2 separate regions of the Homo sapiens genome follow, and region 1 is linked to region 2. A link is an interaction called in ENCODE POLR2A ChIA-PET data of the cell type or tissue named here. Cell type or tissue: GM12878. All regions are shown on one strand. Each heading gives the region's core, and the rest is flanking DNA. Links, peaks and the distances in the headings are about the cores only.

Evidence for each region. Peaks named below come from ENCODE experiments on the same cell type or tissue, not always from the same donor. Only the 100,000 strongest peaks of a DNase experiment are listed, where the experiment ranks them.
Region 1: POLR2A ChIA-PET joins it to region 2 with 5 read pairs; 1 of 35 experiments calls an interaction of 5 or more read pairs at or near these places.

The regions. Positions count from the first base shown.
Region 1 is chr1:59,269,619-59,275,006 of GRCh38, forward strand. No RefSeq gene overlaps it. Among named protein-coding and RNA genes, the nearest start is that of FGGY-DT, 24 kb to the right of the region's middle. RefSeq lists an enhancer at 3,017-3,126. In GM12878, for the core only: no CTCF peak of the experiment used is centred there; a DNase peak (open chromatin) is centred at 3,073; H3K27ac peaks cover 429 bases.
Region 2 is chr1:59,043,904-59,049,291 of GRCh38, forward strand. All of the region lies in intron 2 of LINC01358 (long intergenic non-protein coding RNA 1358), which reads left to right. Among named protein-coding and RNA genes, the nearest start is that of LINC01358, 26 kb to the left of the region's middle. RefSeq lists enhancers at 1,752-1,801, 2,657-2,726. In GM12878, for the core only: a CTCF peak has its summit at 2,991; a DNase peak (open chromatin) is centred at 2,938; H3K27ac peaks cover 2,020 bases.

The sequences.
Region 1 (5,388 bases), core at 260-5,259, 230 kb after region 2:
ACAGAAATAGTAGGGCAGATCACAACCAATCAGCTACAAGATATTTTCAATTTTTCATTTGAATTGTCTTTAATATGCATTTCCTCCTTCCCCTTCCCATAATCTTGATTGAAGATCCTAATCATTTCAACTATAAGTAACACAAACTCTCTGGCTTCTCTATCTCTATTTGTCCTTTCTTCTCTTGCCCTTCCTGCTCTCAACCATCTTTTTGCCAACGTAATAACTCAAAGATGAGTTTTCCTTCTCTCTGCAAAGTTTAAAGTGGTTTCCCATTTGATGGTTTTGAAACACACTCCAAAAATTCTTTGACACCCTCCCCAGAAAGAGGCAAGGTCTATGTCCCCTACCCTTAATTCTGTTTTAACCAATGAGGTACAGCAGAAGGAATGTATGTGATTTTCCAAACTTGGTCAGTAAAGGCCATGTAGGTCTACCTGATTTTCTTAGGATTCTTCCCCTGGGGGAAGCCAGATACCCCCTAAGAGGTCTGACTCCCTGAGATCCCCATGTTATACCGGGTATGTGCAGGGTCTCCTGTTGATAGCCTCAGCTGAGCTCCCAGCCGGGAGCCAGCATCAACTACTGCCATGTGAATGAGCCATCTTGGGCATCCAGCCCAATCAGCCTTTAGATGGTTATAACCTCAGCAGGTATCTGACTGCAATCTAGGAGAGACCCAAAGCAAAAACTTCATAGTAAGCCCTTCCCAAAGTCTAACCTACAACACTAAGTAAGTTAAATGGTTACTGCTTTACATTTCTAGTTTTAGGTAATTCATTATGCAACATTATAACTGAAACACCCTTATTTAGGCATGAAAAAATTAGGACTGCCAACATATATATAGTTTTTTAATTATAGAGAAAAATAAAGTGAACACATGTCCAAGATCAATCTAATTCATGAATGAAAAAGCACATTTGTAAAGATCATCTACAAAAACGTGTGAGACACTGGTGTTTATATGCACTGAAGAAGGAATGCTGGATGTGTCTTTATAATAGAAAAATTCATGTTCCTTTGGGTATACACCAAGTAATAGGATTGCTAGGTTGAATGGTATCTATATTTAGGTCTTTGAGGAGTTGCCATACTGTCTTCCACAATGGTTGAACTAATTTACACTCCCACCAACAGTGTATAAGTGTTCCTTTTTCTCCACAAACTTGCTAGCATGTTATTTTTTGACTTTTTAATAATAGCCATTTTTATGGGTATGAGATGGTATCCCATTGTGGTTTTGATTTGTATTTCTCTAATGATAAGTGATGTTGAGCTTTTTTCCATATGATTGTTGGCCACATGTATGGCATGTCTTCTTTTGAAAAGTGTCTGTTCATGTCCTTTGCCCACTTTTTAATAGGGTTGTTTGGGATCTTTTTCTTGTAAATTTGTTTAAGGTTTTTATAGATGCTGGATATTAGACTTTTGTCAGATGCATAGTTTGCAAACATTTTCTCCTATTCAGTAGGCTGTCTGTTCACTCTGTTGATAGTTTCCTTTGCTGTACAAAAGCCCTTTAGTTTAATAGATCCTACTTGTCACACATGTATGCATATGTTCACTATAGCACTATTCACAATGGCAAAGACATGGAGTCAACTTAAATGACCATCAATGGTAGACTGAATAAAGAAAATATAGTACATATACACCATGGAATCCTATGCAGCCATAAAAAAGGAGATAATGTCCTTTGCAGGAACATGGGTGGAGCTGGAAGCTGTTATTCTTAGCAAACTAACACAGGTACAGAAAACCAAACATTGCATGTTCTCATTTATAAGTGGGCTCTAAATGATGAGAACACATGGGCACATAGAGGGGAACAACACACACTAGGACCTATCAGAGGGTAAAGGGTGGGAGGAGGGAGAGGATCAGGAAAAATAACTAATGGATACTGGGTTTAATATCTGGGTGATGAAATAATCAGATAATAAACCCCCATGACTCAAGTTTACATATATAACAAACCTGCACATGTATCTCTGAACTTAAAATAAAAGTAAAAAAAAAAGTTGGAATAAAATTGCTGGGTTAAACACAAAACTTGTCAATGTCCTACAGGGAAATAAAATCTTAATCTTTGCAGTTACTTTCTTCCAAATAAAATTATTTGCACATGTGCTGGAAAAAATCTATAAGTTATGTTTCTTCACAGACTCTGGACCTTAAACAACAGAAAACACTGAGTCAAACAATAGTGCACTTCCACAGAGAATTAAATAATCCTTGGGTATGGCTATTACACAATGCACTCCAATGTAATATTGAAAGAACACACAGCTAACAATTTGTCTAAGTTTTTAATATTTTTAATAGGATCTACACTAGATCTCACCTTTTCATAAAGGTCTTTTAAAGGTTGAAAACAACCCAGGTATAAGTGGTGAAGCAGTGGAGATTCAATCTCCGTGACAGACAGTGAGAAAGATTTTTAAGGGAGGAGTCTATCCTAGCACCTTCAAATGACATCATGACATCACCCGTCTCCTCCTTGTATTGTGACTGTCATTTAGCAAAATTTGTGGTTTTCAAATATTTTGGGGGTTAGAGAACCAACTGGGTATCTTTCCACTGGAAATAATGGGACTCTTAATAGTGAAGAAGACTGTGTTTGGGAAATGTCCTGAGAATTGGATTTTCAGATTCCATCACAGAGTGATGTATTTAATCTAAGCAGGAAATATTTGCATGGAAAAGCAGAGCATGCACAGGACTAGAAATCCCTTTTTCAAGCTACCACTTAGTAGCTGAATCACTTCATCTCCCTAAAAGCTGGTTTCCTGAGCTGCGAAATGGGGCCAATAGTACTTTTCTTACTCAGAGAGAGCTTTGGAAATGGGACAGCTCTGTTCACAAGTAAAGGATTACTATTATTACCTATGTGAAAACACAAATGGTAGAAAAGGAAAAAATTCATTCAAGCAGCTTGCTGTGTCAATGCAGCCCCGCCCAACTGGCTAGACCAAAAATTTTTAGTGTAACTGACTACTACCCATGGAATTGCCTGAGTGAACATGTTGTTTTGACATCTACTGACAGGGGTAGCTCCAGAAATCCCCTCTTTACCCCAGCAATGACTCATAAAAAGGGCTCAGAAAAAAAACAAGAATGAGCTGGGGAAGTCTCCTGAGGCTTTAGCAGACTGGGTCAAAAATTGAGCCTCCAGGAAGGAAGGAAGTGCTAAGGCAGGCTTTGGATTTGCACAGAAGTGAACTGAAACATTGGCTCTGCCACTGTGTGGCCCTGTGATCAGGAAAGTGCCATACTCTCTCTGAGTTTAGTGTCCCCATCCAAAAAAATGAAGAAAATAAAACTCATTTCAGTGAATTGATGGGAAATTTGAAATGGTGACAGAAAAATATCAGAGATTTCTTCATACGGTAGGTAATTAAGGAAAAACCCAAATTCCCATCGGTGGCAGAATGAATAAATGCATGTTGGTATATTCACATAAGAGAATATAATCAGCAGTAAAAGAAATAAAGTTCAGCTCTATGTGCCAGAGTAACTGAATCTTTACAATGTAATAATAAATATACATGTCTGAATTATGCATCCAACAAAGGAGTAACATCCAGAGTCTACAAGGAACTCAAACAAATTAGCAAGAAAAACAAACAAACAAAAAACAGCAAAAAAAACAAATAATCCCATTGAAAAGTGGGCAAAGGACAAGAATGGACATTTCTCAAAAGAAGATATACAAATGGCCAAGAAACATGAAAAAATGCTCAACATCACTGATCATCAGGGAAATGCAAATTAAAACTGTAATGAAATACTGCCTTATCTCAGCCAGAGTGACCATTAAAAAGTCAAAAAACACTAGATGTTCTAATGCCATCTGTCCCCCCTCCCCCTACCTAATGTAAATGACGAGTTAATGGGTGCAGCACACCAACATGGCACATGTATACATATGTAACAAACCTGCACGTTGTGCACATGTACCCTAGAACTTAAAGTATTATATATATATATATGTATATACACACACAAAAAAACACTAGATGTTGGTGTGGCTGTGATGAAAAGGGAATGCTTATACATTGCTGATGGGAATGTAAATTAGTACAACCTCTATGAAAAACAGGATGGAAATTTCTCAAAGAACTAAAAGTAGATCTACCATTTGATCCAGCGATCCCACTACTGGGTATCTACCCAAAAGAAAAGAAGTCAATATATCAAAAAGTCACCTGTAAATGTATGTTTATTGCAGTATAATTCACAATTGCAAAGATGTGGAATCAACTTAACTGCCCATCAACTGAAGAGTGGATTAAAAAAATGTGGTATATATATATATATATATATATATATATATATATATATATATATATATATGGAATACTACCCAGCCATAATAAAGAACTAAATAATGTATTTTACAAACTGGAGGCCATTATTCTAAGTGAAGTAACTCAGGAATTGAAGACCAAATGCCTCATGTTCTCACTTATATGTGGGAGCTAAGCTATGGGCACGTAAAGGCAGACAGAGTGATACAATGGACATTAGAGACTCAGAAGGCAGGGGGATTGGGGAGGTATAAAAAATTACTTATTGGGTGCAATGTACACTACTTGGGTGATGGATACATTAAAATCCTAGACTTCACCACTGTACAATCCGTCAGTGTAACCAAAAACCACTTGTACCCCTAAAGCAATTGAAATTTTAAAAATTTAAATAAAAATAAATAGTATATATATTATATATGTGTCTGTGTATATATACACAAGCATATATACTTAGTATATGTATATGGTCTATGTAATAGTATGTCTGTATAAATGGTATATTAAAATAAGGAGATAGACATAACAGGAGTTAGGAGAGTTAGAAAAGGGGTTAATTTGAATGGGAAGACAGAGAGGATGGAAGAAAAGGAACACGTGGGAAAGTATAAGTAGGTGCCAATGTTCTAGTTTTAATGTTTGGTGGCAGGTTCATCAAATACAATATTTATGTTATTATTAATAAAATAAAAGGTGCACATAATGAGAGTATATCATGAACTAAAAGTTGCAATTAATTAAATTCTGGTGCAATAACAACACAGAACAGTCATGCTAAAAATACTGTTGTTTCCTTTCTGCGTTTCTTCTCCTAGAATTTTTTTTTTAAAGGAAAAGTACTTTTTAAAATGTAGTTCATTTTCTCCACACTGTATCCACAGTCTTTTGTCCCATAAGTCTTTAATTAAAGCTAAGACAATCATTGGTTTAGGCATATTTAATGGTTTCTGTCTTTGAAAACTGCATTCTTTATATAGTTGTTTGCTTCTCATCTTCATAATCAGTCTTTCTAACTCCTATTTCCCACTTGTTTATATAATGGAATAAGGTAAAATGCAGTAAGATATTCAAATAA
Region 2 (5,388 bases), core at 110-5,109:
CTATTGCGAAAGCTTTGGAAGGAATGACACCTCGGCTGCCTCCCAGGAACTAACCATCCCACTCTGCCCTTTTGGCCTCTCCCCAGCTTGTCAGAGTGCTGCCTTCCTTCACGTCCTTGGCTTCCAGCCCTCACAGGCATGAGATATCTGGGCCCCAACTGACTGATGACCAGCAGATTCTAGTATGTGGGGTGAGGGTGGGGAAGGTTCATTCTTGCTTGACTGGCCTGCATTGCCCATCAGCCTAGATTCAAGCCATGCAAAGAAGGCCTCTGAGCTCAGCTCTCAACTGATGCTTTTTGAATTGAGCAGAGTGACCTTGCTGAAAAGTAAGTCTGATCATGACACTCACCAACTTAACCCTTGCCTACAGGTGTTAACCTGGTCCCCCATCTGCGTTACCACTTACTATCTCTCACTCAGACTAATAGACCTCAGCTTTTCTGTGCCCACTACCCCTGCTCAAATCCATTATTTGCATAGTCACCAAGAGAGCCGTCTAAAATAAAAATCCAATTAGGCTGCCTCCCCTCTTAAAACCCATTATTCACTGCAGGGATTCTTTTCTTGTCTTTTCTTTTTTGAAACAGAGTCTCACGGTGTTGCCCAGGCTGAATACAATCGTGCAATCATGACTCTCTGCAGACTTGACATCCTGGGCTCATCAAGCAATCCTCCTGCCTCAGCCTCCCGAATAGCTGAGACTACAGGCACCCACCACCACATCACACTCTACAAAAAATTTCTGTTTTTTTGTAGAGATGGGGTCTTGCTATATTGCCCAGGGTGGTCTCAAACTCCTGACTTCAAGTAATCCTCCTGCCTTGGCCTCCCAAGGTGCTGGGATTACAGGTGTGACCCACCACACCTGGCCAACTGCAGGGATTCTTTATTTGAAGATCATGGATAGGTTTCAGGAAATATGTGAACACTCTGAAATGTATACCCTAGTTCTGTTTGTGTGAGTATTAACTTTGATCAGATTTTCAGAGAGGTCTGTGACCAACTTCCTGCACTAAAAAATGTTTACAAACCACTGCTCCACAGGATAAAGTTCAAACCTCTCAGTCTAAAGGAAATACAAAGCCATTCATGACACAGTTTTTACATACACCATCTTCATTTTGGATTTCTCAGCCCCAATTGCTTGAACATGTCTTGCCGTTTCTTATCTCCTTGCCTTTGCTCAAGCTGTGTCCTCTGTCTTGAAGATCCTCTTTTTCTCATTCTTTCCAGGGATCTCCCTCCCTTGGTTAAGTCCCAGTTAACTAGTATAACTTCATTCAAGAGTTTCTTCTTCCAGGAGCTTCCCAATATGATTTGGCTGTGGGCCCCACCCAAATCTCATGTTGAATTGTGATCCCCAGAGTTGGAGGTAGACGTGGTGGGAGATGGTTGGATCATGGGGGTGGTTTCTAATGGTTTAACACTGTCTCCTAGTGTTGTTTTGTGACAGAGTTCTCACAAGATCTTGTTGTTTGAAAGTGTGTAACACCTCCTACTTCGTGCACTTTCTCTTTTCCCTTCTTCACCATGTGAAGATGTGCCTGCTTCTCCTTCACCTTCTGCCATAATTGAATGTTTCCTGAGGCCTCCCCAGCCATGCTTCCTGTATAGCCTGCAGAACGGTGAGCCAATTAAACCCATTTTCTTTATAAATTACCCAGTCTCAAGTATTTCTTTATAGCAATGTGAGAATGAACTAATACACTTCCTCTGACCCTCTCCTCCACACCCATGCTGGGGAGATGTTCTTCCGTGGGATCCCACAATCGACATCCATCTGGCTCTCTAGAATTGCACTGTTCATGTAGTGCTCACAGAGATGAAAGCTCTTTGAGAACAAGACCACACATTATCGCTTTCTTCCTCTCCTTTTCTCAAGCAGTGGTTCTTGGGGACTGCAGCATCTCACCTTCATAGAAACTCAACACTCAGACCTCACCCCAGACCTACTGAATCAGAAACTCTGAGGTTGGGGCCAGTGAGCTGTGCTTTAACAAGCCCTGCAGGTGATCCTGATGCCCGCTGAAGCCTGGGAACCATAGTCCTGAAAAAACGTCCCTGGCTCTTGTCTGTTCTGTTGTGATAGCTCCTAACTGGGCTTCCTGCTTCCTCCTCTGTCACCTTCCAATCTATTCTTCATCCTAGAGCCAGAATTATCTTTCTACAACATGGAAGGAAGGGCCCTCCTCAAGAGCCTTCAGTGGCTTCCATTTGCACCTATAATTAAATCCTGATCCCTCACCATGACCTACAGGACCCTGTGTGACCTGGCCCTGCATCTCTCCTATGCTGACCCCCTACCACCAGGCACGATGGTCTGCTTTCAGCTTCTGAGGTCAACCATCCCTTCTTGCCTCAGGCCATGTGCTGGGATGGGGAGAGGAATATGGGTGAGTCATCTTCTCCATCCTTGAGGAGGTATAGTCAACTAGGGGAGACAGATATGGACACAAATAGACATGCAGTTCATAGAAAGCAAAGTAGCAGGGCTGTGCATATGGTACAGAAACAGCAAAGACTCATTCTGTTTAGGGACTTTTGTTTTGCAGTGATTTCCAACTCTGCTTCTAAAGTTTGAAGGTGTAGTTTTTCTTATTCGAACATTCCAATACTAGGCATTCCATTGCCCTGAGCCTCAGTCCTGCTACTGCCATTCAGAAGCTATGCCCACCGTGCAGGGGCATTGGAGGGAGTACACGAGGATATACATCAAACGTGCCAAGCGGAGGGCAGGGTCTCTGCAGGGATCAGGGACTCCCATGTTTCTGGAGCAGATTCAAGTTTTGATGTTGTGGGGACTTACCCTTCCTGAGCTTCAGTGGGAAACTAAGTATCCCCTGAAAAAACTGAGGTGTTAAGGAGGAGGCTTGAGGTTGGGCCTACAGCAAAAGAAAAGTTCCCCTCCACTTTAAGAAATCTCCCTCCTGTGGGTGTGGTAGTGAATGTGAAAGTAGAATCTGCCTCCTGGCCCCTGCACTTACCAGAAGGGGCAGTGGTACTTGCAAAGGAGTTACAGAAAGAGCAGCAGCTGAACAGGAACTGGGGCCACCGGTTCTGGGAAGCTGGGGCTTTGGGGGAAGCGCCTGGCAGACCCCAGTGTTTACAAACTTCAGGAGCACCTGAACCCCAGCCTGTGTTAGGCACAGAGCAAATTGTGGTGAGCTACTGGCACAAGTCCTCTGGAGCCAGAAAGTCAAGACAGAAAGCCAGGATGACTCCTCTAGGGCCCAGGGCTCACAGTTCCCTGGACAAACAGCCTCACTGTGGCCTCTGGGAAAAGGTGGGAGGCAGAGCAGGCTGGTGGGTTAGATATTCATTCATTCATTCCCAATTTCCTCATCTGTGAAATGGGGAAAGAAATTCCTTCCACGTCTACTTGGATTGTATATAGTGGGGAAGGGTAGAGAACAGGTTGCTATGGAGACCAAATGAGATAATACATTCAGTTATTCATTTAATATACACTAAGCACCTGCTACGATAAAAATAATAATGGGCACTTATTGAGTACCTAGTGTATGCCAGGCACTATGCTAACTACTTTAATCCTCACAATCATCCTCCGAGGTAGCTGCCCTGATTTCCATTTACAGATGAGGAAACTGAGGCTCAGAGAGATGACTTGCCCAGATCACACAGCTAGTCAGTGGTGGATCTGGGATTTGAGAGCCACAGTGTTAAATGGGGCTCAAGTCTCAGCTCCTGTACTAGAGTCAGGGATCTGCAAGGTCAGGAATTATCATTTATCAATCTCTGAATCTTCGGTGCTTAGGCCACGGCCCAGCACATAACAGCTGCTCACTAAATGTGGGTAGGCCTCTTGCATATCTACAAGACAAGGTGAGATGAAACAGTCTGGTGGGGAAGTCAGGGAAGCAAACCAGCAGCAGGTAATGTAACAGGATCTATAGCAGATGTGCCTTCAGAGAGCTCCCTGAGGTTTGTGCTGGGTCACACTGTGTACCAATCAGGGTCCCAACAGTCTGACAGCTCCCAGGAAATAGCAGATTTCAAGGAGGGATTATATGCAAAGGTGCAGATATAGAAGAATCACAAAAGAGAGAGTAGGCACTTAATAGCTCCTGAACTGTTCTCACAACTCTTAATAGCTGCTGAACTGTCCTGCAGAGTTGCTTTCCTCAGGAGGAGCAGTGAGGAACATGGCCAGTTCAGTGACGTTGCAAACAGTGTATCAAAGGAATATCATACTCTCTCCCTTCCTCTTTTCCCTCCCTCTGGTCTCCTGTGGCTCCCTGTTGGCCAAACCCAACTAGAAACAGAAGGTTCAAGAACCCACCAATTCAATCCCCATAGATCAACCTCTTGAATACAGAGCAGATGAGGAAAGGTAATGTATGGATCTAGAGGGGCAAATGAAAGGTATTCTGCATGGACCGTGATATAGTGTGGATGTGTGTCCCTACCCAAATTTCACGTTGAAATGTATCCCCTATGTTGGAGGTGGGGCCTGGTTGGAGGTGACTGGATCATGGGGGTGGATTTATCATAAATGATTTAGTACCATACCCTTAGTTCTGTCCTCATGATAGTGAGTTTTCGCATCTTGTGAGAGATGTCATTTAAAAGTGTGTGGCATGCTCCCCACTCCCTCTCTTGCTCCTGTTCTGGCTATGTGTTGTGCCTGCTCCCCCTTCACCTTCCACCATGATTGTAAGTTTCCTGAGGCCTCCCCAGAAGCCAAGTAGATGCCAGCATCATACTCTCTTTACAGCCTATGGAATCGTGAACCAGTTAAACCTCTTTTCTGTATAAATTACCCATCCACAGGCATTTCTTTACAGCAATGTGAGAATGGCCTAATATGGACTGGAAGGATATGCAGACTTTTCCTGGAAAGCAGAGTTGAGGAAGGACATCCCATCGAGGGAAAGAATGTGCAATCTTTTTGTGTGGAACGCTCAGAACATTCTAAGTACTTTGGCATAGCAAAGGCATAGGGAATGAGAGACAGCATGGTAGGAAATAAAAATGTGTTCAGAGAGTGGCAGGGGCTGGCTCATGGACAGCTAAGGCAGGGAGCACTATTCTGCAGGCACAGGGGACCATGAAGGGCAGTTAAGTATGGACTTCCTATGACTGCAGAGTGGGTAACGATTCGAGGAAAGGGAAGGGGTCTAGAGGCAGGGGTCTCCTTGGGAGGCACTGCAACCATCCTACAGAGATGAGGGTGAGGGTCGGAAGAAGCAGAAGCCTACCCTCTCTTAAGCAAGATGAAGACAAACGAGACCCGTGGACTCCATGGAGGCTGGATCTACATCACCATAGTGCCATTGCCTTCCTTCAAGGGCAAGTGAGGAACAGGTATGGCTGCTGGTCAGCCCTTGCACTGGGCTAGTGCTCAAGACCAGAGTGAGGTCTTAG